Regions from separate parts of the Mus musculus genome. Here all the other regions are linked to region 1. A link is a loop called in an ENCODE intact Hi-C map of the cell type or tissue named here. Cell type or tissue: heart. All regions are shown on one strand.

What was found. Peaks named below come from ENCODE experiments on the same cell type or tissue, not always from the same donor. Only the 100,000 strongest peaks of a DNase experiment are listed, where the experiment ranks them.
Region 2: a loop joins it to region 1, with 4 times the contacts of the local background. A loop is called at or near these places in 4 of 42 quality-filtered maps.
Region 3: a loop joins it to region 1, with 6 times the contacts of the local background. A loop is called at or near these places in 21 of 42 quality-filtered maps.
Region 4: a loop joins it to region 1, with 2.1 times the contacts of the local background. A loop is called at or near these places in 3 of 42 quality-filtered maps.
Region 5: a loop joins it to region 1, with 2.8 times the contacts of the local background. A loop is called at or near these places in 12 of 42 quality-filtered maps.
Region 6: it touches region 1 in a loop (1.9-fold over the local background); 2 of 42 quality-filtered maps call a loop at or near these places.
Region 7: it touches region 1 in a loop (4-fold over the local background); 4 of 42 quality-filtered maps call a loop at or near these places.

The regions. Positions count from the first base shown.
Region 1 is chr3:79,284,632-79,288,631 of GRCm38, forward strand. It overlaps 6430573P05Rik (RIKEN cDNA 6430573P05 gene), which reads left to right and starts at 2,224. Exons shown (of 2, transcript NR_165170.1): 1 at 2,224-3,178; 2 at 3,748-4,000. It also overlaps a transcript of Rapgef2 not described here. In heart, a CTCF peak has its summit at 2,053; DNase peaks (open chromatin) are centred at 2,140, 2,690 and 3,390; H3K4me3 peaks cover 3,588 bases; H3K27ac peaks cover 2,243 bases.
Region 2 is chr3:78,955,920-78,959,919 of GRCm38, forward strand. No RefSeq gene overlaps it. Among named protein-coding and RNA genes, the nearest start is that of Gm38542, 22 kb to the left of the region's middle. In heart, no CTCF peak of the experiment used is centred here; no DNase peak of the experiment used is centred here.
Region 3 is chr3:79,219,665-79,223,664 of GRCm38, forward strand. All of the region lies in intron 1 of 4921511C10Rik (RIKEN cDNA 4921511C10 gene), which reads left to right. It also overlaps a transcript of Rapgef2 not described here. Among named protein-coding and RNA genes, the nearest start is that of 4921511C10Rik, 8.7 kb to the left of the region's middle. In heart, CTCF peaks have their summits at 2,171 (motif pointing right) and 2,372; DNase peaks (open chromatin) are centred at 67 and 2,157.
Region 4 is chr3:79,492,979-79,496,978 of GRCm38, forward strand. It overlaps Fnip2 (folliculin interacting protein 2), which reads right to left. Exons shown (of 17, transcript NM_001162999.2): 9 at 298-499. Among named protein-coding and RNA genes, the nearest start is that of Gm36442, 17 kb to the right of the region's middle. In heart, a CTCF peak has its summit at 2,396 (motif pointing left); no DNase peak of the experiment used is centred here.
Region 5 is chr3:79,589,233-79,593,232 of GRCm38, forward strand. Ppid (peptidylprolyl isomerase D (cyclophilin D)) reads left to right here and starts at 2,105. Exons shown (of 10, transcript NM_026352.4): 1 at 2,105-2,325. The coding sequence starts at 2,241. In heart, CTCF peaks have their summits at 2,169 and 2,372; a DNase peak (open chromatin) is centred at 2,159; H3K4me3 peaks cover 2,107 bases; H3K27ac peaks cover 1,730 bases.
Region 6 is chr3:79,360,529-79,364,528 of GRCm38, forward strand. All of the region lies in intron 1 of Gm17359 (predicted gene, 17359), which reads left to right. Among named protein-coding and RNA genes, the nearest start is that of Gm17359, 17 kb to the left of the region's middle. In heart, no CTCF peak of the experiment used is centred here; no DNase peak of the experiment used is centred here.
Region 7 is chr3:79,203,754-79,207,753 of GRCm38, forward strand. It overlaps a transcript of Rapgef2 not described here. Among named protein-coding and RNA genes, the nearest start is that of 4921511C10Rik, 7.2 kb to the right of the region's middle. In heart, a CTCF peak has its summit at 1,519; DNase peaks (open chromatin) are centred at 1,538 and 2,428.

The sequences.
Region 1 (4,000 bases):
TAGCTAGCTGGGTATATAGTAACCCGCCCACTTTCTCACTGGGCCAAGAGTCCTCTGTTAGGTTGGTTTCTATATTCCACACCACTGGCGGGGGAACATAGTAGTCTAACAACAGCCTATTTACTTGGCCAATCCACAGGCTGTCCAAGTGGAAGGTGTGCCTCTTCCAGACTTATTTGGTAACCCACCATCTCTACCTCCCCACCCCTACACACACACACACACACACACACACACACACACACGCATGCACAGCCCTCCCTACCTGACAGTAGGTTCCACTGTTATTCTAACTAATCAACCTAGCACCCCATTTCACCCTCCCCATTTCTACACCAGGCCTCGGACATCACTGACTATCCTTGTTCGGTTTGCATGTGTAATTTCACTTGGCCATTTCAAACTCTGTTCTTGAAAAGAACTGAGAGATCGCGTGAAAGTTGCTTTGCCTACACAATAAACTGGCAGTGTCTTTTCAAGAGCAGAAAATGGGTATAAGTGACCGTTTTAACAAATAGAGATGATGAAGACACATGAAGGGCAGCTATACCACCACCAGAGAAGGGAGCAGATCAAAGGCGTGCATGCTCAGTGCCTGATAAAAACTGCCCTTTGGAGTAGGTACTTCTGAAGACGTGAAGTGAACGTTCTTATGCGATTACAGTCCATCTCCCAGGCTTGGCAAGTGTAATCTATATTCATATCCCACAAGTGACAGCTCCACCAAGCAAAAGGAAAACCATCAAGAACAACAGTACCAGGTGCCGTTCTTGGGGCTTGTCCAAAAGCAGCCAATGGAAGATTCGCTTTTATTCTAGTCTCTCGCCCATTAAATAATCATCATCAGAGATGGGCAGCACTTGGATTTGGACAGATGGCATCCCATCCCCAGACAAGCAAAGCAACTTTTGTCAAGTATCGGATCCTCGCTGTTTTTGCTGGCCCCAAGGATCTGTAGATCTTCTTTGCCTGCAGGGTTGGCAAGCAGGATCGCCTGTAGTCGCCATCCCAACATTTAGGAATCTACGTCATGTAGCCAGTAAGCAACGGAAATCAAACCACATTTTTTATAACACTCCTCCCTCGCTAATCCAATCTAAGAAAAATCAAATCTAACCCACCAGCTATCCCTCCGTTTAAAAATAAAAAAAAAAACCTGAGGATAAACAATTGTATAAACGTTAACCACTCATCTAATTTTGACCATATTGTGCAAACCGAAAGAATCTGCCCTGCGAAGAAGACGGAGTCGAATACGCCTGTTCTGCACTTACATCTACAATTGGAATGAAAAGCGCTGGCCTGTCAACTTTTTCCTTTCGATGGATAACAACATTCCTCTTTCAAGAAAGTAAAGTAGTAACTAAAGACAGGCTTTCACTTTACAAGGCCCACCTAGGCCAGTCAGTTCATCGCACAACCCTGCAAGTTCCTGCTTACAGCTCATTAAACACCCCTAAACTCTAAAGATGGGATACATGCAAGAGAGTAACTGAGCCTGCAGTCAGGGTGACAAGAGTACCCGGCCGAGAGGAGCTGAGACCTGACCCCAAGACTCAACCCCAAGGAGTGTGGCCGGAGAAAGGCATACCCTATAGACAACTAGTCCCGCAAAGGCGCAGGCAAGGTCAGCTACGGGGAGCGCAACGAAAAGGACAGCAGAGGAGAGGGCAGCAATCGCAGAACAGTCTGAAAAGAATGCCCTTGGAAGTTGGGGCAGGGAAGGTCCTGGATGGGGGAAATGGGATGCTTCCCCAGCAGAGGAGTGCCGGGGCACTGGAAGGGCGCAGTCTGCAGACACCAACCCCACGGCGGGTGGCGGCGCGTCTCACCTGGGGGGTCCTCTCGGCGGGGTTCTTCATCACCGCTTGGCGGAAGCTATTATCCACGTAGGACGCCATCTCCCCCTGCGGGGCGCACCGGGTCCGCTCCACACACTCGCCGGCCTCCCGGCCCAGCGCCACTGCCCGAGGCAAACCAGCCCAGGCGCGGGGCCGGGGCGCAGACAGCACGAAAGGTCCGTGCAGCCCGGAGCTGCCCTCCTCCTCCTCGCGGCTTGCTGTCCGTAGACTCGGACTCAGCGACTGCCCGGCAGCGCTCCCGATCGGTCGCGGATCGCGCTGGCCCCGGCGGGCCGAGTTATTTTTAGGGAGGTGCAAGCGACGGCGGGCGGAGCCTCTCCGGCGGGGCCCTGGCTCTACCCGCTCCGGCCGCGCTCGCTCTGACGCGTCCCGGGTCCTCGCGCGCCGGTCGAGAGGGAGGGCCGCGCGCTGAGCCTGGTGAGCCCGGCTCAGGTCTGGGAGCCACCGAGCCCGCTGGCCTCGGCCGCCGTGGCCGCGCCGCGCCTCCGTCTACTGTCGGCCGCGCCTCCCGACTGCTGCTGCATCCCCGCGGGCCGCGCAGCTCCAGCCGCCCGCCCCCATCGGCGCCTGAGCGCGGCTGCTCCCCGCGCGGCCCCCGCGCTCTAGGCAACTTTGTGCGTCGTCCGTGCGGCGGGCGGGCGCGGCGGGCCAGACACGGGTCCCCGGCGGGCGCGAGGCCGAGAGCGGAGCGCGCAGCCCCGCCAAGCGTCTGCTGAACGGCGACCGCCTCCTCTTCCCCGCCTCTTCCTTCTCCTGCGCCTCGGCGGCCGCCGGAGCCACTCTTCAGGGAGGAAGCGGCCTCCGGGGCTTGTTGCTTTGTGCTGCAACCATGGTGAGGAGTGAGTGACGGGCCGGGGGCCAGTCGGAGGCCGCCGCATCATCGGGGGCGGAGCGCCCCGTGGCGCCGGCCCGCCCCATCGCTGGCCTGGCGGGGCCGCGCCCTCGCTGAGAGCCGCGTTCTGCCGGGGCCAGGTGCGGTGGGAGCCAGGACAGCCGGGGCTGTTGCGATCGTTGATCCCATAGCTGAGCGGCCGCACCCCGACTCTCTGGCCTAGACCCCACATCCCAGGCCTTGCGGCACGTCTCCCGCCTCTTCCCGGGCTGGAAGCTGACCCCACCCGGGAGAGGTCCCTGTGAGGACTCGGCTGCAGTGGCAGGTCTTCCCAAAGCTTAGGGCTGACTGGGATTTTGCTTCGGTGGCAACATTAACCATCCTTGGATTCTGTTTATTTGTAGTGACTGCAAGGACAACGTTGCTCTCCTACCTTCCGCGCTCACTGACATCTAAACCCTTAAATGACTCCTGCGTTAGTCAGGTAGGAATGTGGCTTTCCAACTCCAGACCTGGTATCACATCGGACAAGAAAACACCAGGTCAGCCCGTTGTAATCTAGAGGCCAAGACAGCAAGTTCTCTGACATAATCAAGAATGAATAATCCTAGGTCGGACTTTGCCTTCCACTGGGCAGAGCACCTTCTCAGGATCGCGAGTTTCCAATCCAGACTTGCCCGGTACAAAGCCCATATTAGTGTGTTAAGATGTCCCTGCTCTTGGGAGTTCATCCCTTCCTGACCAGGCTTGAGGTGTGCAGCGTCAGCCTCAAAGAAGATTGCAGTGTTTGAAGTCTGTGTGGAGACTAAAGACAATTGTTATTCAAACTTAAAAACCTTTTTTTCAAGCATATTTTTCGATATCCAGTTTATTATTGTAAGCAATTGGGACAGGCTGTCAGCTAGTAGGGGAGGAAGTCCTTAAATTCGCCAGCACAGCGCTAAACGGATTGCATAACTTCCAAAAAGAAAGGATCTGCGGGGGCCAAAATTTAGAGAACTGAGTCTAAGTTACAAAGTATATCTAATAAGTCCGGTTTTATTGCTTTTACAGCAACTGCTTCCTGCTTTATCTGAAGTCCTAGAGCAGCAACTTGAATTCTCCAGGCTAAACCTCCACTTCAAAAGCAAAATAACAGAAAAAGAGAATTTTAAACCCAATGATCTGCAAAATACATATACCCGACATTCCCCATTTGGAGTCTATGCGACATTTCAGAGTGTGTGTGTACAAATCTGGTTCCACTTTTCTTGTCCCAAACATCCCCCATCCACAGCCTTAAATGTCCCAATTAATAAGACACCAT
Region 2 (4,000 bases), 330 kb before region 1:
ATTGTGGCTTTTACGTACATATTCCTAATATACACATGGCATTAAGTGCTTTTTTATGAACCTGATTGATGTTTCTTGTATCTTTTTTTTTCAAGAACTCTCTATTCCTATCCCTTTCCAACTTTTAATTAAATTATTTTCTTGCAGTTTGGATTCTTTAGACATTTTGAATACTAATCACTTATGAGATGTATAGCTTACAACTATCTTCTCACACTCCTTGTCTCTTCACCTTATGACTTATTTACTATATGAGCTTTCCAGCTTGATACAATACAATGGTCGGCTCTACACTGCCTAGATCAATGGCACAGTTCCACTCTATCTTAGTTACGGTTTCTATTGGAAAACACCATGACCAAAAGCAACTTGGGAGGAAAGGGTTTATTTTACCTTACAGCTTGTAATTCATCATCCAGGAATATCTGGGCAGGAATCTGGAGTCAGGAGCTGATGCAGAGAAATGGGAAATGCCGCCCACTGGATTGCTCCTATGGTTTGCTCAGCCTGAGTTTTTTTATAACACCCAGGACCACCAGCCCAGAGGTAGCACCACCCACAATGGACAGCGTTCTTCCACATTGTCACTGATTTTCAAATGTCCTACAGACAGCCTGTCTTCTAGTTTTTGTGGTTTCAAATCTATATTGATATTTTAATTATTCTGAGTTAATTTTTGTTAGCAGCATAAAGATCCTACTTCATCCTTCTACATACAGTTCCCCAGTTTCCCAATCCCGCCCTTACTGAAGAGACTCATTCCATCTAACTACTTCAAAGGTCCTCGGAGGGTGGCACTGATCTATGTGTCTGTCTGTATGACGGCAGCACTCAGTCTTCATTACACAGACTTCATATTTTGAAACCAATGAGCATGAAATCGCCAGCTTTGTTCTTTTTGTTCAAAAACAAAACAACTCTGGCCCTTTTGGGACTCCATACAAGTTTTGGTATTGTTTTTCTTATGTCTAGGAGACGATGTTGGGATTTTAATAGATTGTGTTGAATTTGTAGATCACTCTGGGTAGGCAATATCCGTCCTTTAAAGCTGTGGACATAGAATAACTCTCTTATTTTCTCATTGGTGCCTTATGACCTCGGACACAAAGTTCTGACTAACTTTATCCCTAAACATTTCACTAATTTATTTACTTGTTTATTTTGCTATTATTAACGGAGATATTTTTCTTTCCTTCTCAGCTTATTATCAATGAATAAAAATTCCACTGATTTTTGTACCCTACAAATTTCCTGGGTTAGGTAATTTATGTTTTCCAGTTTTTTCATGGGGACTTCTACACATAAGATTGTGCCCTCATTAAACAACTTAACTTCCTCCTTTCCTTTTTACCTTTCATCTCTTTCCTAATTGGTCTACCTAGAACTTTTAGTACTGTTTTGAGAAGGGGGACAGTGGGCATCTTCACTTTGTCCCTTTTCTTAGTTCCTATAAGGCTGTTTAGGGCTTGTTGCTGAGCTGGGGGAGGTCTTTATATATTCCTAGTTCTCAATGCCGATAAGAATTCTGTTTGCAAATCCTGTCTTCCACCCATGATTACCTTGATACTCTGTTTATAATATTTTCTGGTGTGCATACATTTTCAATTTTAAGCCCAATTTACCTTACATCTTCTTCCATAATCATTCATAATTCCCCTGTCATGTTCTGGAAGTCACTGCTAAAACCAGCATCAAGGAATGAGCATATTGGTTGTACTGTGGTGAGCAGAACTCAAAGCCAATGGCAAAGGCTTTATCCCCATGGCTTTTTCCTAACTGTTTTATAGTTTCAAATTTTTGTCTCTGACTCATTACAACTTAATTTTTATATGTGATATAAAATAAAGGTTCATCTTTATGTGTGGATCTGTAACTATTTTCTCAACATCACTGTCATGGTTTGTATATGCTTGGCCCAGGGAGTGGCACTATTTGGAGGTGTGACCTCATTGGAGTAGGTGTGACCCTGTGGGTGTGGGCTTTAAGACCCTCATCCCAGCTTCCTAAAGCCAGTCTTCTCCTGTTTGCCTTTGTAACAAGACGTAGAACTCTCTGATCCACCTGTGTCAAGCCTGCCTGGACACTGCCATACTCCAGCCCTGATAATAATGGACTGAATCTCTGAACCTGTAAGCCAGCCCCAATTAAATGTTGTCCTTATAAGAGTTGCCTTGAACATGGTGTCTGTTCATAGCACTAAAACCCTAAGGCAATCACTTATTGAAAAGGTTGGGTTTTACACACTTACTAAGACTTTGACATGTTTTCTTAAGGCCCTGGTACTTTTGTTCCACTGTGATAAATTACAAGCAAGCTCCCTGCCCTTGCTTGCATGTCTTTACTCTGAAATTGCTAGTAGTGAATAAGGAAGCTGTTTTGACCTTCAAATGTCTCAAATTTGTGAACTTGGGTGGGTTATGCAGCTTTTTGGGACTCAGTTTTCTCATCTTGTAAATGGATAAGTGGCACCCATCTTGTATTTAGAGAATCACATTACAGAGTACATAATTAGTTGGGCTCAGTTCCTGACATTATCAGCTCCCATATGCTCAAGAAGCAATGAACCCCAGCCCTGCCCAGGCAGGGCCATAAGACAATCATACACTACAGAGCCTCCTTCTTGGACACAGGGAAATGCAACTGTAAAGACCAGGGATTAGTTTATATACTGCAGAAAAAAAATGTTTCTACAACCTTGCCCCTGACTTGTCTCATAGAAACTTAGTGTGACTCGCCCTCTCCCTGTCCCTTCAGCTCCTAAGTGACCCTGCATCAGTCCCAGAATGTATGAGAGGTTTGTTTGTTTGGGTTGGGGGGGAGTGGTGTTTGTTGTTTGTTTGTTTGTTTGTTTTGTTATCATTACTTGTACTCCACACCATCAAACAGCTTCCTGTTCATTGAGCCTTCGCTGTTTCACAAATACTAAACTCCAGAAACCAATGTCCTCTTGTGCATCTCAAGAACAGGCCTGGACACATGGTCTTGTAGATGGGGGGAACAACCCAGCATCCCTGGAGTCAACTTTATTTAAGGCAATTCAGACATTGCTGAGGCAGGGCAATGTCTCCTGTTGAACACTAGAGGGTAGTCTTTACCTTTCTGTGCAAAGTGCTTAGCCAGCAACCATGGATTTTCAAACCTGACATCACAGAGAAACACCATGCACATGCATGCCAAATCTACATCACTTACACAACAATTCTACACAACTAACATATATTTATATGTATCTGTGTGCAAGAAACAAACAATACCCATTAATACAAGCAAGCACAGAGATGTACAAACACACACATAGCCAAAGACATAAAAGTAAACACATTCTACAGACACTTAACTCACATCTGTACTCTGGGATGCTGTTTTTTACAACAAGGGACTGGAAGTCTGAGAGCTCATATATTCTGCATCATAATAGATCATAAAGTCAAGCCTCAAGTAAGACCGCATTGTTACAGAAACCATTATTACAGAAAAGCAAAATTATTACTTATCTTTATCCTAGCCATCTGAAGAGTACAACCAGCAAGCATGACTAATGCCAACATTAACAGACCAATAAATACATACTGGTTTTGCCAATGCAGTGTGAATTAAAGAGATGGTAGCAAATGAAACTCTAGTTTACACTTGAGCCCACTAAAAACAAAATTATATTTTCTTAACCAATGTTGTATAGCAGTGTCCTCTGAGGAAAAAACCCTACATCTTGGAGGAAAGCTTCTTAAGATATGAGATGCTTTCAAGGGAGAGAAACATTCTGTCCTGCAGATAAGCTTCTTGATCCAAGAAGTAAATAAGGTAAAGACTTCCAGGAAGTTCCTGAAACTGAACAGATTCACTGGCAGGTCTCTCATAAGCAGTAAGGATTGTTGAGAGACACTCTCGGAGAACCTGAGCTGCCTGGAAAGAGGCTCAGATCAGTTTATCTGCCTAAAAGAGACACTCCCCAGCCTGTTGAGCTGCCTGTAAGATGATCAGTGTTCCCCAGGTTTCTAGC
Region 3 (4,000 bases), 65 kb before region 1:
CCTTCCCCCACTGTACGTGACCCTGGGATGTGACTGAGAACATATTTGTGAAGTGTACTGGCTAGTTTTGTGTCAACTTGACACAGCCGGAGTTATCACAGAGAAAGGAGCTTCAGTTGAGGAAATGCCTCCATGAGATCCAACTGTAAGGCATTTTCTCAATTAGTGATCAAGGGGGGCGGTCTGCTTGTGGGTGGGACCATCTCTGGGCTGGTAGTCTTGGTTCTAGAAGAGAGCAGGCTGAGCAAACCAGGAGAAGCAAGCCAGAAAAGAACATCCCTCCATGGCCTCTGCATCAGCTCCTGCTTCCTGACCTGCTTGAGTTCCAGTCCTAACTTCCTTGGTGATAAACAGCAGTGTGGAAATGTAAACTGAATAAACCCTTTCCTCCCCAACTTGCTTCTTGGTCATGATGTTTGTGCAGGAATAGAAACCCTGACTAAGTCACAAAGTAATAAATGCACAGGGCATTTCGTAGCAACACAGGGCACATACCATGCCCCCCAAAAAGGTAAGTTTATCTAGGAAATCAGAACGACTACACCTCTGCCAGCAGAGCTAACGTGCTCCAGAAACATTTACATACTCAGAGTTTTTACAACATATTCGTTTCATCTGCAAGCATCTATATAACCCCTAATGGTCAAATGAAATATTTACAAAGCTTATTAAAGGGCCCAAACAGTTTTTTGCTTTTTTTTTCTGTTTTGTTGGTTTTTGTTGGAGACAGGATCTCACTATGTAGTCCTACCTGTCCTAGAACTCATTCTGTAGACCAGGCTGGCCTTGAAGTCGTAGGGATCCACCTGCCTCTGCCTCCTGAGTGTCCTGGTATTAAAGTGTGCACCACTACACCTGACTTCGAGTTTTCTGCTTTTTAAATTCAGGCTTTTAACTACCATTGTTATTGTTATATAATTTTGGTGTCCCTGTAACTGAGTATGTACTCTACCACTGAGCTAAATTCACTAACCCTTAAATCCAGATTTTTATTATCAGCTTTAAAGTGAAATGTGACCCATGTACAGTTTATCATCTGTAATCACTATAGCTCCAAATGGCTTGGTTGGAAAGAGGAAAAGAAGAAAGAAATTCTTGATTTTTTTTCAAGGCAGCCACCTAATTTTTCCTCCAATATAGACCAACTAGGAACATATTTAAGGCTGGCAAAGCTAAACAGCATACTGCAAGCTTCCCTCTGGCAACCCAAGAGTGTCATATAACATAAAAAACGGAATTTCCTTCTGCTGCTGAGCATTCAGGGGTCCCAGCTCTGGCATCCACATACAGACGCACATATCCTTCTTAGAACCCTGCACGAAAGCCATTAACTATACTTGAACCCACAGACTTACACACACACACACACACACACACACATTTACATGTTAGTCTTTTAGATGTTTAAAATGCAAGTCTCAAGCTGCACTGCAGACGCTGAAACTCTCCTCTGAAGATGCAGTCTACCACCATTCTCGGATACTTTTTCATCTGAAGATGATAACTGAAATCCAGGGTGGTATATGGTTTCTTCTAAACCTCTCTACTAGGAATAACACAGTTTTAAGGCACCACTAAGAAACTGTATGGCCCTGCATCATTCAGTTCACAGAGCAGCAGCCGCTCTTTAAACACCCTTGCTAGCATTATTTCCCAAAACACACCCCACAGAAGCTAGTGCAATACTGCATACATCATGTCTGAGAGATCCACAGAGCACACTGAAGTCATACAGGAAGAGTCCAGAAACTTCTCCATTGCTAGGAAGGGTGAGGGTACCTACCCCAGGCAGGGCGTGTTTGCACCTTCTAGGGGCATCAGTCAAGCCTCTGGCTTGCAAGCTGCCCCGCCCCACACCGCATTCCCCATTCAGGGAAAGCACCAACAATCTCTTCACCTTTTCCTTTCCTCGCCATGACCAGGGAGGAACCTGATAAAGTCTGTAAAACACACTTCTCCCAAGTGAACAGTGAGCAGGCGGTGGGAGTGTGTGTGTGGAGGGGGGGGGGTACAGAGAAAGAAGAGGGTGTCGTCTCTGCTGGGGTACCATGTGCTTTCTCCAGCACTCTTGAGAAGGGTGGGGAGAAGACAGGAGAAACCGGCCTTCAGTATCATCAGAGAGCTTTGGGAAAGGCCTCTTAATGGGCTCAGACAATCCTCAAAATGGCCACAAGGTGGCAGAATGGATCAACAGCCCTTTCTTGGGACTCAAAAAAGTAAATATATATATATATCTGGTCACAAATTCAGGTCTTTGAGGATCATGAAGAGAACAATGGTTTTTGTCGTGCCTCTGCTGGGGGACACTTTAATACCCCCCCATCTGATTCCCAGCACCCCTGCTGGGTGATAAAAGGGATTTTAACCAGCCTCTCCACCTGCAGGGGCTGATACAGCCCAGAGCAGTTAGAACAAAAGCCGAGGTCACTACACCACAGAGGGGTTTCAGGACAGCACACTTAAAAGTTAGGAATCCAGACCACCAGGTCTTTAACAAATAGCTTAAGTATCTATTTTAAATATCTATTTAAACCACGTGAAAGCAAAATACTGTTTTTTCAAAGTTACTAATTAACACCCAAAAGAAAAGCAATCCTCTGGGGTGGTGATTTCATTAAGTCCACGTGGAAGGTGAGGAGGCGTGGTAACCGGGACACCTAGCTGAAGTCACCTACCCTGAGGCCCAGGTGTATCCCAAGGCTTATCTCAAACCTCGGATTTTTATGACACGTGGGTGAAGAGCAATGTTCAGGTTGCTCTGTGGTTAAAAATTCCTTGGATATTTTCCACAGAAAAAAAGCAACCTATGCATTTTCTTTTTAAACAGGGGTATTGAAAGCATACAGGGCTATCAAGATGGGTCAGAGTGACTGTGTGCTCTATTCATGCCTGACTACCTGAGTTCAACTCCCAAGACCTCCCTAGAGATGGCTGGAGACCCCACACTCCACAAGGTGTCCACATGTTCTCTCCCCAACATGCACCCACTCAGACAATAATAACACGGTGTTTTTAAAGTAATCTTACAGTAATGACTGCCTCCTTAACGCGGGAAATACAAACTGGACTTCAGGATTGCGAAAATTCACCCTTGTTCCATTCCACTTGAACTTGGTGTTAGGGACCTGAGACCAGTCAGGTGTCCATCCAGAGGAGGCAGAGACAATGAGACTCAGGGAAGTCTCCCTCTCCAAGGCTTGCTGAAGGAAATGCAAGCGCTAAGTGAGGTGACTAAAGGAAGCCACAGGAAGTTTTGTTTACAAACTGTGCATTGTTCACGTAGGGAAAATCGTGTAAGCAAGTTGTTTTCACTTCTGAAGATTAGAATTTCTCTTCAGAAGAAAATGTACATTTTACCAGAAATTCATCCCGTGGACAAATGACGTGTTCAAATCAATCACTGCTTGTAAGAGTCTGTGCTTACCTTCAGCACAGTGTCTTAAACACCAGCAGCCAACAGCTTCCCCAACCTCTTAGGGAGAAAGCAAACTTCACATCCGATACCTTCATTTTATAGTGTTTAATGTCTCAGCTCGTAAATTGGAATTTTAATGTTATGAGAATAAATTAACAGAATTGAAAATCTATCTGCATTCAACTGTGCTCTCTGTCACTAAGTTCTCACCGGTTGATGAACAATGATATTTTCAGTTGACATTTAAACATCTGAATAAGCACAACCTCCGAAAAGGTCAATCAGCTATGTACACACAGATACACACACGCACACACTCACTCCAGTGAGTCCCGGTCAATCTTTACTGTTTAACAATTAACCAAACGCCAACTTCCATCCAGCAGTTAAAACACTTAGCTGGCTACACTGCCAATCTGGTCTGGCTCTGGTTACCTGTGGAAGACCTGTCTGGGATCAGGTGGGCTAAAGGGGCCACTGAATTGCCACCTCTCCCAAGAGAACCGTGTCCACACCTCATCCATAGGATGCCTGAGGTTTCTCACAGTCCGTCATCTAACCCCAGAGGTTTGATCAACGGCCCTC
Region 4 (4,000 bases), 210 kb after region 1:
CTGCTGACTCACTAATGAACAACGATGCTATAATACATTTAAAATATTGATGGTAATGACATTCTTCCTCATCAAAACCAGTAACTTCCTTCCCTACAGCACCCTGGTCTCTAGCCTTAAAAATCCTAGGGTCATCATACAGGACACTCTTTGACCGCCTTACGCAGGCCATCTCCACATAACGTGTCACTTTAAACTGCAAATCTCTCCCCTATTGGCCACTAAGTAGGTCACAATCATATCACCTTCCATTTCCTTATTTAAGTGTTTGCCTGGAATGGAGCCCGGGGCCCTTACCTTTTCGATTGCACCCTTCAGCCTGTTCATGTGAGATTCAAACAGGGGGAAGTGGGAGAAAAAGAAGTCCTGGAAATCCCGCTGGGCGGCCTCTCTCTCACACAGGGAAAAGATGATGCTGATGGCGATCTTCTTCCTTCTAACCATAGCTGGATTAGAGCTACACGTTTCTTCGGCCAAGCTAAATGTCTCATCAGTTGACCTGGAGGAAAATTAGGTTTGAAAAGCGGCCATGTATCACTGAGTCGCTGAAGGTAAGCTGTCTTGTCGTGGGGTGACACTCAGAATGCTTGTGCAGAATACCGAGAATTCAGCCGGCCAGCCATCTACCTCCAACTCATTCTCTTACTCCTTTATCAGGAAAACCAAGAGGATATGCACTTACCAACATTACACGTCTTACACACCACCCACCATCTTACCATCCAAAGCAGCTCAGACGGAAGCCAGTGGCAGCTTAAACGTGTGACTCTCACCCTTCTGATTGCACTGAGGAGTGGGAGAACACAGGGTCTAGCTAGAGAGGCACTCGTGGGGTAAAAGTCTTTGCTGTGTTGCACATGCCCAGTCACCTGAGCTCCATCTCTGAGATCCACTGAAAAGGCTCATGTGGCAGCACAGAGCCATGATCGAAGCATCCCCACTGCGAGTGACAGGCAGGGACAGAAGAATTGGTGGTGGGACACTCGCAGGCCTGCTAGCCTAGAATACGACACAGGAGAAACAAGAGAAACCTTGCCTCAACAAGACAGAAGGCAAGAACTGACTCCTGAAAGTTGTCCTCTCATGCTCACGGTGCTCTCTGGCACATGTGTGCCCTAGAATATAAAACAAACGAACCACGGAAACTCGGGTCCTTGTTTTTTAATGATAGGTAAGAACAGATGAGAGACTCAGAAGACGGGTCCTGTGGAATATTCATGCTTCGACACTCACTGGCACCATCCCCAAGGCTATTAATACCAATAGATGAAGTAACTCCTCTAAATGCTCCAAAGAGGCCATGTGATTAACTGACTGAGCACTCTGGAAAATCCGCTAAGCAGAAAGGCTCAACTCTCTTCTAATATGGTCAAAAGGCTCTGCTTCTGTAATAAAAGAATTACAGAGCCAATAGCTTCTTAATACCCGTCTTAGGAATAATACAATTACGCTTTAACCATGACTCTTATTTAAATGCTATGAAGAGTCACGAGAGCTACCACAATATCTACTAACAGCAAGAGGGAAAATAAGAAAAAAAAAATTGTTTTGTTCTACACCAAAGTAAAGGCCAGAGTATACTGCAAATTAGTATAACTAGCCTGTCACACAGCAGCACGTGGCACATTTTCTTTGTCACCAACTATACCATTTTTAGGGCTCTATTCACAGTCTGCAGTCTCTTGTAAGTTTTGAACTATATGGGATTTTACTAACACACGCACTAACATTTACTAACATACGGCCAAAGCTGCACGGTTAGGAAAGCAATGTTAAAAAGAAGGCTCTGAGGTGTCTGTTTCTGCTCTCTCTATCATCCCTCAAGATCTGGGATGAGGGTGTAGGCCATAAGGTCACTCCTGATCTGCAGGTGTGGAAACACACCAAATATCCTAATAAACCACCAACTCTTTTCTCTGAGAGATCTGCCCATCCTAGTGACAGAAAAAGCTTGGAGAATCATGCAGACTGTCACAGATTTTCACACAGAAAGTGACCTGCTATTTGAAAAGGCTCCTACTCTTGTTATAAAGTCCCTGTATTAAAAGCTTGTTCCTATGCACCAGTTTATTTCTGTTACACAAATAGAGATTCTAGCCAAGTGTGGTGGTGCACATCTGCAATCCCACCAACTCAAGAGGCTGAGGCAGACAGGCTGAGGATATAGGTTTGAACTCAAGTCCAAGGACAGCTTAACAGTGTGATCATGTAAAACTTGCCTCTTTGCTGAATGTTCTATTTCTCACCTTTCTCAAAAGCAAAGCACTCGCATCCTCCTCAAGCCACTTGGACTTTCATGCGCAAACTGTGGCCATCGCTGGGCTGTCATTCACCTCCTTCTCTCCCTCTAAACTACGTCACCACAGCTATGAGCTTTAGCACGGCAGAGAGTGCCACCTGCTGAATGCTGTAAAGCTTCCCTGGCTGAACCGAGGCCACATCTCACTGTCTCCATCACACATCTCTTCGAGCATCTAAAGCCACTGGACTTTAGTGTGTAGTCCTGGATCAGCTCTCCACAGTGAAACAAACCAGTGTCCTGATTATCTTTTAAGTATTATTCCACAACAGAGAATGCTTGGGAATGTTTCAGAGAACCAACTGTATAGCCAGATACTTTTTCATCCTCTCTCCAGGTCCATGTGTGCTGCACAAGCTGTTTTGGAGTACACAAACTGAAACAGCGCTTGCTTGGGGACAGAAAGCTCTCTGGCAACGATTGTAGAGTTATAACCCAGGATGCAGGCTCTTGGAAATCAACAGTGACCAGATGCTCATCCTGACTGACCCATCAGCTCCAGCTCATGCTACTGGATGCTCTGCGATGCACTACAGGGAAGATCCGGAAGCACTCAGACCAGTTAGTGGGTTTTAAAACATGAGCGCACATGCATGCGTGCGCGCGTGCACACACACACACACACACACTCACACCATGGCTACTCACTTAAGCCTTTCCCATCACACAGAGGAGGCATGGAATTCCATACTCTATCACATGAGAGTGTGGAGTACAGAGTTAGACCCTATGTCAACAAAGAAATAAGTAAATGAAGCTGTGTTTTGTTACACTTAAGAATATACTCTTATATGTAAGTACCTCAAAATCATAATCACTCAAATTTATAACTATCATCATTTTAGCACATATGAATAAACTATAATCGATATATCAGAGCTGCCAAGCACAATTACTGTTGAGGTCAGATTTGAACTTACACTGAACCTATGAAACAGATAGTATGATGAGCCTAAGAATGTCCCACTGGCAACTTTGTTCAATTTAATAACTAGAAGGCTTGCAAGGGGCATGTCTCCATGTCTGGCTCCTTTGGGATTCGGGTGTTTCTCCCTAAGGGATGAAATGCCCGAGGCTCCTCAGCCCCCACAGGTATCAGAGCTATTGCTAGCTGCAGGATACAAACAGGTGTCCAAATAACCCAAGCTTGCCACCTAGCACGATGAAGTCAGAAAGGAGCCAGCCTTTAGATTTACATCATCCTTAACTACTAACTCTCTTTAAGAAGAATATTCTACTTATTTATATTAAAATTAGCTTTCTTTTTTCAGATACGGTCTCATCCCATAGCCCTGGCTGCTTGAAACTTGCTACATATACCAGGCTGTCCTCAAATACATCTGTCTCTGCTCCCTGAGTGTTAAGAGTTGAAGGTGTATACCACCATATAGGATAGGAAGGGTGTTTTTAATTACTGTGGACTTCCTTTCAAAGCCAGAAGCTTTTGATGCCAGGCTCTGTTCCAGTGGTAATGTGTACGTGCACTCTAGCACTCAGCCGTGAGAGGCAGTGTGTGTGCACACCAGCACTCAGCCGTGAGAGGCAGTGTGTGTGCCTGTACTCAGCCGTGAGAGGCAGTGTGTGTGCACTCCAGCACTCAGCCGTGAGAGGCAGTGTGTGTGCCTGTACTCAGCCATGAGAGGCAGAGTGTGTGCCTGTACTCAGCCGTGAGAGGCAGAGTGTGCCTGCACTCCATGCTCT
Region 5 (4,000 bases), 300 kb after region 1:
TAGAGGGCAGAGTTTGATATTGAGTATGGCAGGTCTCCATCTTATTTTTTGAGATAGGGTCTCTCCTTTAACTTCGAGCACATCGACTGGCCAATTTGCTCCAGGAATCATCTTCCTTAGCACTGGGACCACTGTGTGCCCACCCCACCCAGCCTTTGAGTGGGTGCCAGGGATCCGCCTGCATATTGAGTGAGACATCTTCTCAGACCCCTGAGCACACATTTTAATTAACTTTATCATTGTCATGTGCAAGACAAAATATAAATGACCAGTTTGCTGCCCGGACATGACCAGGATAGAAGATTCCAACTGCTTTGCTGATCTGAACTAATTACTTTCCTGTTGCTGTGATTAAATACCATGAACAAGGCAACTTACAGAAGAGCGAGCTTGTTTGGGTGTTTAGCTCCTGATACTCTTGCCTCTAGTGCGGAGATTATAGGTGCTGGGTACCAACTTGGGCTGGTTAATTTTTTTCCTGGGCTGGTTTATTTATTTATTTTTTAAAGGTAAGGTCTCGTTCTGTAGTACTGACTAACCTGGGACTATCCATCTTCCTGTTTCTACCTCATAAGTGCCACCTGGCCAGTCTTAACAATGTTTTACCTCCTTTTTTGTCTTTTTGGAGTGAGTGCCTCTTTACTTAGCCCAGGCTAACTTGAACTTTGGATTCTCCTGGCATGGAATCAACTACTGGCATAACAGGCCTATGCCAAAGCTACTCGTCCTAAATGTACTTTCTTATTCTTTTTTAAAAATTGCATATTTTCTTTATGTACACTTCAAAATGTTATCCCCTTTCCTGGCTTCTCACTCCCAGAAACTCCCTATCCCACCCCCTCCCCCTGCTTCTATGAGGGTGTTCCTCCACCCACCACTCACTCCCACCCTCAATTCCCCTACATTGGGGCATCTATCCAGCCTTCATAGGATCAAGAACCTCTCCTCCCATTGTTGCCTGACAAGGGCATTCTCTGCTATACATGTAGCCGGAGCTATGTGTACTCCTTGGTTGGTGGCTTAGTGCCTGAGAACTCTGTTGGTTGATATTGTTGTTCTTCCTATGGGGTTGCAAACCCCTTCAGCTCCTTCAATTCTTTCCTTAACTCCTCAATTGGGACCCCCAACCCCCTCAGTCCAATGGTTGACTGTGAGCATCCGCCTCTGTATTTGTAAGGCTCTGGCAGGGCCTCTATATACAGCTATATCAGGCTCCTGTCAGCAAGCATTTCTTGGCATCTACAATAGTGTCAGGATTTGGTGACTGTATATGGGATGAATCCTCAGGTGGGACAGTCTCTGGATGGCCACTTTTTAAATTCTTACTGGCATAGCTCAGGCTGGCCTGGAACTCACATAGATCGTCCTGCTTCTACCTCCTCAGTACTGAATAACCACATTCAACTTTAAGTTGTGTATTTTACACCAAGCCCATTAGAAAAAAAAAAAAAAGACAGACTATTATAGGATATCTAGTTTTAACAGAAGTCAAATAAATCCTCTTTTAGATTCTCAACATCAGCGCATTTGGAGCCTTTGCTTTAGACTGGGTCACTTACAACTTAACGGCCAAATGACAATAACATGGCAATAGTAACTGGACATCTGTTATTTATTAGAAGCCACATGTTTATGTCAGGCATTCTGATAAGTAATTTATGTCTTTAATTTCCAAAACGCCTTCCCTAGGTAGGTAGGCATTAAGAAAAAGAAGGCACCAATTAATTTATGTATGTGCGCTTCTGTGTGCATGCTACGACATACTCGTGGAGATCAGATGGCAACTGGGTGATAACATTCTTTCCTTTCACCTTACGGATCCTGGGGATCAGACTCAGGTCGTGCCGCCTAGCCACCATGTCTGCTCAGAGGAGGCATTTTTATCCCCATTTTACAGACGAGTAAACTAAGTTTCGTTGTAGTTACTGGCATTTCGTGGCAGAGTCGAGGCTAGGATGGTTTCCAAATTCTCCACCCAGCGATGCAGCAAACACCAGGGAACGGCGCACACACTAAAAAGAAACCGACGGCCACTACAGCCACCTAAAGAGAAGCATTAGGGGCCAGGCGCAGAAACCGGAAGGTGAAGGCGCCACCGGAAACCAGAGTACAGCTTCCGGCGGTGCGCAGGAAGTAACTCTTCCGCGCGTTGCCAGGTTATAACGTAGAGGGGCAGTAGAGTTTGCTCCGGTCTCGCGCACGAGGTGCTCGTGTCCCGCTGCCCAGTGCCCGCAGTGAAGATGTCCCACGCATCCCCGGCAGCCAAGCCCTCCAACTCCAAGAACCCGCGAGTCTTCTTTGACGTGGACATCGGCGGGGAGCGAGGTGAGCGGCGCGAACGGCTCAGCGGTTCCCTCGCCCGGGGCCTCCCTGCTGCGGTTCTCCTTGGCCCGCTGGCTGTTCGGCGGCTCGGGGCCTGGGATCCGGAGGGGGATAGCAGCCTAGGTCCCAGACGGAGCGAGCCCTGGCCTCCACGAGTCCAGATTGCGCCCTCTCCCTTCCGGTGGAAGTTTCTGGAAATTTCTACTTCTACTTTAGGGATCGTGGCGTCCCTATCGTTTGTCTCTTTTTGATCGCACTTCCCTGCAACCTTTGCATCACTACTTACTATAAAGTGAAATGATTTGACGAGTAGTGGTGGATAGTTCGGTATGCTTCCTGGATATGTGCCTGGGGGGCTCAAGACACGCCACGTGCCTCTTGGTACACGAACTACATTGGGAGCTACCAGATCATTTTCAAATTAGAGTGACTTTCGTGCTTAGTGCTTTTTCCTTATTACTGATTATAGTAGCAGTTTAAGTAGGCGATCGTTTGTGCTGTTTTGGCATCATGGAATTGAGCACTATGTCTGTATGGTTACCTAGGATTCAGAGCTAAGAAGCCCTAAGCCAGTGGCTTAACCGGTGGGTGGAGGAAACTCCTTGGAGGGTGGGTTGTTAAACGACCATTTCACCGAGTTGCATATCAGATATTTTCATTACTAATCGTAACAGTAGCAAACTTACAGTTATGATGAGGAACTATATTAAAGGGTGGAAGCATTAAGAAGGTTGAGAAACACTGTCATAAGCCCTCGTGTTGCTTTGTAACTCAATTGGGCTTTTCTGAAGCATGTTAGAGTTGTAGGCCAGACCTGCTGGGATGGGTACACACACGGGTATATATGCATTCACTTTGTTTTGTAACAGATTTTATTGTTAACTGTCTCTTGGATTCTTGAGAAGGGAACTGTTTCAGAGGTTACAAAAGGCAGTTTCCATAGAACACAGAGTGGACTATGTCTTCTGTTAGTTACTTAGCGATTAGAAATTCTGAGTGCAGGGCCCCTGAGATAGGTCAGCAGGTAAAGGTGTCTGCCACCAACCCTGAATCCCAGCGATTGTCCCATGATCTCCACACTACATGCCTCAGCCTCACACATAAAATAAAATTTTTTTAAAAATATTTTTTAAGGATTTATTTATGATTATATCTAAGTACACTGTAGCTGTCTTCAGATGCCTTCAGAAGAGGACATCAGATCTCATTTCAGATGGTTGTGAGCCACCATGTGGTTGCTGGGGTTTGAACTCAGGACCTTCGGAAGAGCAGTCAGTGCTCTTAACCACTGAGCCATCTCTCCAGCCCAGAATAAAAAAATTTAAAAGTCTGAATATTATTTAAGTGATTTAGGGTTTTAAATCCTTTGTACATTAAACCATGTTGTGCTTCCTAGGCAGCTAATCGCCTGGATGCTGTAATTAGTTATAATCTTGTGTTGTTTCAAGTTTAGATCTACGAAGCTTTCCTTAGACTAAATAGGAATCGTAGAAAAATGACAATGAGATGACAGTGACACGGATCTGACAGTTCCGTGTTTGGGCTTATTTTCAAGGGAGATGAAGTTTGTATGCATACCCGAGGCACTGCAGCGTTATTCACAGTAGCCAACACACACAGCACCAATCTAGTGTCTGTCAAAGCATGAGAACATACACCGTGCTGTATACACAGTAGA
Region 6 (4,000 bases), 76 kb after region 1:
GAGAAAACCTGTGTATGGAAGCCAGGAATACTGCAGCACTCCCGCTTTGTGAAAGGGTGGCCATTACATATGACTTTTGTTAGAAGCAAATAAGCACCAGAAGCCTCTAGGAGAAGGGCAGAAGCCAGTGTGATGGGTGAAAGAGGAAGGGGTAGAGGAGACCCCAAGTGTATGTGCAATTGTCAAGAGTATTGCTCCATTAGCCTGAGTTTCAGCCCTACTTATTCATCTCTTTTGCCCTGTGAAACTGTCACACTAATAGTTATGTCTCAAATCCAATTATTTTAAAAATAGAACATGACTTCACACAGAATTGCCGGTGGTTTCCTGTTTGAGGAAAGAACGAGACAGCTCTCCTGCTACACACACATTTGGCTTAAGTCTCACGACTTCAGTCCACGAAGGAAAGAGCTCAGATTTCCGAAACGGGATTCACAGCGAAAGTGCATACACAATAATGAGCCGAGATGCCAGATTGGTGAAGCTGCATTCTATTTGTTGATATTTAATTTATTTTATACTGCACTCATCCTGTTGGCGTAGTGTGTAATTTGCCTTGATTCGTTTGTGTTGTTGCTGGAATCTGTGAACAGTGTTCAACTTCTTACCATAAATCTCTGACCAGGGACAACTAAATAAAATAAAAATAGAGACTTACAAGGCTGGGGCTGTAGCTCAGAGGTAGGACACTTGCCTAGCACGATCAATAATCTGAGATCCAACCCAGAAACAGAAGGAGGAGGAAAAGCAGGAGGCCGAGGAGGAGGAGACAAAATATTAACAACTTAGTTGGAAATTATTTTCTGATGGGATACAAGAAGCCATTTGAAGTAAACTTCTGGCTTTTCTAATGACACCTGCTGAATTTTTTTACCCCGGAGGACATGGTACTGAAAGACCAAGAGCAGTGAGCTTATATATTTAATATTTTTCTTTGAACGCTTTTCTTTTTGTAAGACACATTATTAGTTTTAAAAAAAAAAACCTAGGCACCACACCAAAAGACCTTACCTTGGGGTGCCTGCATTTCTAAATTAATCACTACACCTTAAATTGTTGACCTAACCATCATTGATCTGATTCGTTGCCATGGAGCTGAGAAGCATTGACCCAACCCTTGGGAGAGGATGTCTAGGACAAGCTTGTTTGCTTTTGTCTTTAAAGAACAAATAAATCCCTTTATTATACAAGCCAAATTATCTTAATTTTCTCAAATGGGTGTTTTGTAGGTTTTTTGTTTATTGTTTTTAAGATTTATTTATTTTTTGTGTGTGAGTGTTTTGCTTGCATGTATGGCTGCGTACTGTGTGCATACTTGGTACCCATGGAGGTTAGAGGAGTCCTTTTGAGTGCCTGGAGCCAGAGTTGCAGATGGTTGTTACAGCTGCCACGTGGGTGCTGGGGTCAAACTTAGATCTTCTGCAAGAACAGCACATGTTGTAACCACTGAACCATCTCTTTATTCCTCCTCACCTTGTAAACTTTATAAGAACATGGTCCAAGCTGGGCAGTGGTGGTATACACCTTTAATCCCAGCACTTGGGAGGCAGAGGCAGAGGCAGGCAGATTTCTGAGTTTGAGACCAACCTGGTCTACAGAGTGAGTTCCAGGACAGCTAGGGCTACACAGAGCAACCCTGTCTTGGAAAAAACAAACAAAAAACAAACAAAAAAAAAAACAAAAACAAAAACAAAAACAGAACAAAAACCCAAACCAAAAACACTGTCCAATCATGGAGAAACACACTAATTGTGTGATTAGTTTAAATGAATAAAGCATTCCTTGGCTGACATTATGTGCTGGACAGTGTGTTAGCAAATATGAAGAAACACAAAGTTTCTACTGAAGAAGTGACGACTAAAAATCAGATATTAATTTGAGCTTTTCCTCCTAACCTTCCTAAATACAATGTTCTTATCAATGTACAGTTTTGAGATAATAATACTTATTTAATATGAACCCAGGCACTAAAATTTTCCCCTAGAGAAAAGAATTATCTGGGAGAGGAAGATGTTGAGGTGAAGACACACAAACAAACAAACAAACCTAGTTTGTTTTGGTTTTTTCTTTTTTCTTTTATTTTTTTGAGACAGAGTCTTGTGTAGAGCCTTGAACTCACTGTTTAGCTGAGAGTCACCTTGAACTTGTGATCATCCTTGCTGGGCCTCCTGAGTGCTTGCGGTACAGGCACGCTCTACCTTGCCTTAACTGTATGTGGAGTTGTGTATACGTTGGACAGGCACTCTCCCAACACAGCTGATGTTCCAGCCTCTCCTCTTATCTTAACAGCCAACCAAGTGCACTTTCTCTTTTAAAATCTGAAGTCCCAAGCACTTTTGTTTGTTTTGAGACAATTGGCTAAGTTATCTGGCTGTCCTGGAACTGGTAGAGATCCTCCTGACTCAGCCTACCAAACGCTGTGATTTAAGCTGTACACCTCCATGCTTGGCCTTCCTAAGTATTTTTAAAGGGCAAAGGAAAGCAGGAGGAAAAACCCCTAAGATCATCTAAGTAAATGATTTTACATCCTCTATGTGACTTTGATTCCTGTGGGCCTACAAGCCCAGATGTGGTCAGGCTTCCAGTGGTGCCTCTGTTCTCCTCTCAGGGTCCACACAGATTAGAGTACTGGGAACTCACAGTCCCAGGACACTGTACACCTACCATGTGACCTTGGACAGGATGTCATGCCTCAAAGCACCTGTTATTATCTGCAATGAGCTTAGCATGAGCTAAGCACGCTAGCACATGCTGAGCTCTGTATACATGTTGGCCTGTCTGTCATCTGACACCTATTACTAGTGACTCAGGTAAGCACCTGATTATCAGGCCTGAAGATAGGTGATTTGTGATGCTGTTAAGGACGCCACAAACCCATTCCTTACCATATGATCCTAAGAAGACTAAAGGAAAACAGGCTCCATTAAAATATCTTAGGAGAGAAAGGCAGGTTTTAGAATCTTGGTTGATAGAAATCCTACCATCTTCTAGTCGGATATCTTTAGGTGTTCAAGGTGAGACATCTTCTTACAGGCAGCATCTTGCTTGCCACTCTGGGTTCATTTCCCGTCCTTCTTTTCTTCCAGGGGTCAGGATGGGGGGAGAACCAGCATACACAGAACCCAGTGTGCTGCCTGTAATCCCAGTCAGTTTCATTCACAGTGAGAGATAAGGAACAAAATGCCTCCTTGTCTTGCTAGCCCCGGTTTCTGGCAATTATCTCAAAACAGGTAGATCCTTTCCCAACACCTACTAAAAGTGTCAAAAGGGCTTCATTGACCACGGTTATTGCCTTTTAGTAAAACATATCCCACAGATCATCTGTCAGGGATAGACTGCCAACATTTTCAAGACTATTGATATTGAAGGAGATGTCAAGTCAGCAAGGTGGTTAGATCATTTATTTGGGGTAACACTTTCCAAAATAAGATAATTTGGGGGAAGTACTCAGTTGCAGGAAGTACAATAGCAATGCACCATGGTTGAGGATTTATTGTTTTCTCAGTATAATCTCTTAAATAAAATTGTAAACTTTATTGGAAGTCAAAATACAGATGTTGGCCTCGGGAAGCATCACAGAGGACAAAGGCACTTGTAATCAAGCCTGAGGACTTGAATTCCCTCCCAGGAATGCAGGTGATGGAAGGAGAGAACCTACCTCCACATGCTGTCCTCTGAACTCCTTGCACAGGCATGCACACATATGAGTGAACAGATGTAATAAAAAGAAGACCAACAGGTATTAACTCCCTATCGGTTGGTATAGAAAGGATTCATTTGACTCTTGCAGCCTATGGTTTTAGCTTATTAGCCTATAATCTTGTCCATCTTACCCTAAGAGCCAGTTAATCAAAAGTGTGTGTGTGTGTGTGTGTGTGTGTGTGTGTGTGTGTGTGTGTGTGTGTGTGTGTGTGTGTGTGAGAAAGAGAGAGACAGAGACAGAGACAGAGACAGAGACGGAGAGAGAAGATGCATTTTAGGATCTGTCAAAATTGGAGGC
Region 7 (4,000 bases), 81 kb before region 1:
GCAGTATTTTATTATAAAATAATATAGTTCAATATAATAAAATAGATGTAAATGTTAATGCCCATGATATAAAAATAACATTTAAAAGGTAGAAGGTAATTCCTGTTTTCCCAAAGTGCTAAACTGTATGGAAATTACTTCACCTTTTAAAAGCTGAAGCAAATGCGGGGAGTGACACACCCGTGTTTCCAGCATTCAGAAGGCAGAGGCAGGAGGACCACTGCAGGTCTGAGGTCAGCCTGGAGTTCCAGAACTGTGCAGATTACAGAATGTCTCAAAAGTGAGTGAGTGAGTGAGTGAGTGAGTGAGTGAGTGAGTGGATCTAACTAACCAAAGGAACAGACCCACCACGGCAGTGCTCACTCTTCTCCAAATCCTGATTCTCCAATGAAAGGTACTAAATGACAGGCTTGAAATCGACACCAGAAAGAACTAAAAAGACTGGTCAAAACACTACGATTTTCAGTCTTCTATTGAAAATACAGGGGACAAAGCGGACACCCAGTGAAAATTCATTTAAACAGCAGAGTAAACAATATAAAATACTGAACTAACAAAGCCAGCCAGACATTCCACGGGTTCTTCATGCTGTCATCATGCCAACGGAAGTCACCTGAAAATGAACTGGAGCACTGCACTAGGAGTCATGAAGTTAAGTCTGAGGACATTTTCTCAACAGCTCTGATGTAAACTGCATATGTATTACAATCAATCAAATCAATGAAGCAGCTACACTCTGCAGAGGGACGCGGCCAAGGGCTTGAGGAACAATCACATTTAAACAAGTAGTCAAACCCGGACACTGACTTGGACGCTGCTGTGGGGCCGTGACTTACGCACTGTAATTCCACCCTCTCAGGAAACCTCTTCCCCCGGAGTAACTCAGCTCTCAGAGGTCTTTCAGAGGTAACCTGCACACACCTAACCCAAAGCCCCAGCTGTCTGTGCAAACTGGATCTGAATGCATCACTCATGAGCATTACATCAGGGTCTTCATTCACTTGGCAGTTTCATAGAAAACTGAAGGCAAAGATGCCTACAATAAACATGCCAGCTTGCAGGTGAACAGTCTCACCTATACTAAAGCTAATTTGTTGAACGTACCATGATTACTTTTTCAAATAAAATCTTACTTTGGGCACTTTGTTTGTCTACACATAAGCATGTGTTAAAAGTCTTAAAACTTTGACAAAGAGGATGTCTCAAAGTAGCAGTTATACATCTCTAGGTGAAGAAGGAAAGGAGAGCACGTCTTTTTCCAAGAGAGACAAAGTAACTCAATATAAAATGGTAGATGAAGTATACGCTGTGATTTACAAAGACTACAATGTAAACTAAAGGCTTGGCCACTTGCAGAAAAGAGAAACTAGGTATATGCAATTATTGGAGGTGGAGAAGAGGCCAAAGGAGAAGTCTCTCCATGATGGGAGAGCTCAGACAGCTTACAGTCTGTAAGCAGAGGCAGGAAAGAGGCATCAGAGATTGGGAGTCACTCTGCATGGGGAAGGAGCTGTCTTCCTGCTGGGGGCAGGAGAGAGACCGAGGCTGTAGACACAGATGGGCAGACACTGGAGAGAAGGAGGTAAAGCCTCAGGCCACATCAGGAAGAGCAAGCAGAAAGAGAACAACAGCAATGCAGCAGTACCTGCCCTAAAACCAGAAAGCCAAGCAAGCAAGTAAACAGACTGCACTCGGCTGAGCCTCTCCAAACTGCACATTTACAGATTTAAATGAAAAGGCGTTAGCAAGACTGAAGAGGCCCCACAGCAGCTGTTTCACAGAGGAACAATTTCCTCTCCTGAAATACAGAGCTAAGCCCTTAAAGTGCTATGAAAACTTAGAAATCTAAGCACTTAGTCAGATCTGCACGTGGAAAAAAATCACGGAGGCACAGATGCACACACTGAGGATCTAAACATGTGTGTGTGTGTGTGTGCGTGTGTGTGTGTGTGTGTGTGTGTGATGTGTGTGTACATTTTCTCCAGTGGCTGACTTCTTGATAACTGTCCCATAAATTCAAATGGTGAGGCTAGCCAGCCAATTAGGAAAAGCTAGAGTAGAATGGCATTAAGAACTCAGTCAAAAAAAAACAAACAAACAAACAAAAAACCCAAACTTCAGTCATAGTGCTGCACTGTGAGACAGCCTAGTCTAAGAATGTCTCAGCAAATTCCTAGTTGATGGCCCTCCACTTACTTGATGGTATGCTGTGATTTTTCACTATTTTCTTATAAGGGTTTTTAATGTGTACCTCGTTTCTAGTTAAATTTTTTTTTTTTTTTTTTTACCTTGCGTGTATGATACACAAGCATGTGTGTGCACATTCATGCATGCAAATGCAGCATACACATAGGCCACACAGCACAAGTTCTGGTGTTTGGCCCTGCCTTCTGCCTTGTATGGAACAGGGTTTCTTTGTTGTTTTGCCTGTGCATAGCAGGCCAGCTGGCCCATCAGCCGCTGGGGCCTTTCCTGTCTCCACCTCCATCTGGAAGTACGAGTGCAGGAACTACAGAGGTGTACACTAAAGTGTCCAGTCTTACAGGTGTTCTTAATTTGAACTCAGGCCTTCACACTTACATGGTCAGTGCTCTACCTGCTGACTCACCTTCCCAACCCTCAGATTAAAATGTTACAGACAATTCTAAACTAAGGTACTTCGATAGCTGGCTTTCACTGTCATCTTGATAAAACCCAGAAGACACTCTCAGTGAGGAATTTGCTACATGTGGTTGGCCTGTGGGTATCTGTAGGCAGCGTTCTTATGTGGGAAGACACAGCCCACTGTGGGCGGCACCAGTGCCTAGGCAGCGAGTTTTGAACTATACAGGAATGGAGAAATGGAACCATGCATGAGCAAATAAGAGCAGCCCGTTAACTTCTCCCTGCTCTTGACTGAAGCTATGTCAATAGTTAACAACAAGTTCCTGGCACTGTGACCTCCCCACTAGGATGGACTATAACCTGGAACTGTGAGCTAAGATAAACTCTTTCTTCCCTGCGCTGCCTTTCATGAGGGTATTTATCACAGCAGCCGACAGGTCGCTCAGCCTAGGAATTTACAGTGTTCACCCCAGGTTTCCCCAGACAGTAAAATAATCAGCATGTTATCGGAACAAGGCAGTTGAAAGGACCAACCTGAAAGTGGTTTCTGTGTGTAAATGTTCAACTACTTTGTGTAACTTATTTGTTTGCAGGGAGGGTGTCATTCTGTAACCCAGGCTAGCTTTGTTCTTGCTCCTTCCCAATCTCGGCCTCCCCAATGCAGGGGCTAAGGCCTTAGCAACCATGTCTGCAACTACAGCTCAGCCCTCAAAGGCCTCCAATTTTTGGAGGAAAAACAAAACAAAACAAAACACTATTTTATTGGAACTACAGCTCTAGCTCTAATTTCAACATAATGTAAATGGGGACCAGTGGTACATTGTTGACTTATATGAAAACTGTGACACAATAAGAGTTATGGCATCACTGTCATAAGGAAAACAAAACCTTAAAGCAACTAAAACCTTGAAGGACCAAAACACAACATAAATTATCAAAGCAATGCTGATAATAAGAATGATACCAGCTGCTAACACTCCTGTGCCTTCTTTAGAGGTGTAAACACCCTCTGAAGGGAAGCAAGAGCCCTCAGAAGGGCACATGTCCTCGGAAGGGGTGCCTCTGCCCTCAGTAGGGGTGCACACTCTCTCAGGAGGAATGCAAGAGTCCTGAGAAGGGGTGCCCATTACCTCAGTAGACAGATGCATGCACCCTGAGTAGAGTTGCCGATAGAAGGACCATGTATATCTTACTCTGGAGAAATAACACTATTGTTTCCATTCTATAGAGGAAGAGAATGTAGTATAGTGCTGGATCAAAAGAAATATGTGCCTGGCGAAATTATTAAAGCCATTGCACACAAACATAGCAAGGAATATGGCTAGTCATCTCCTGCTCATAAATGTAAAGTCTGAAAGTCTTCAATATTTATTCTTTTAAGATTTTATTTTATGTA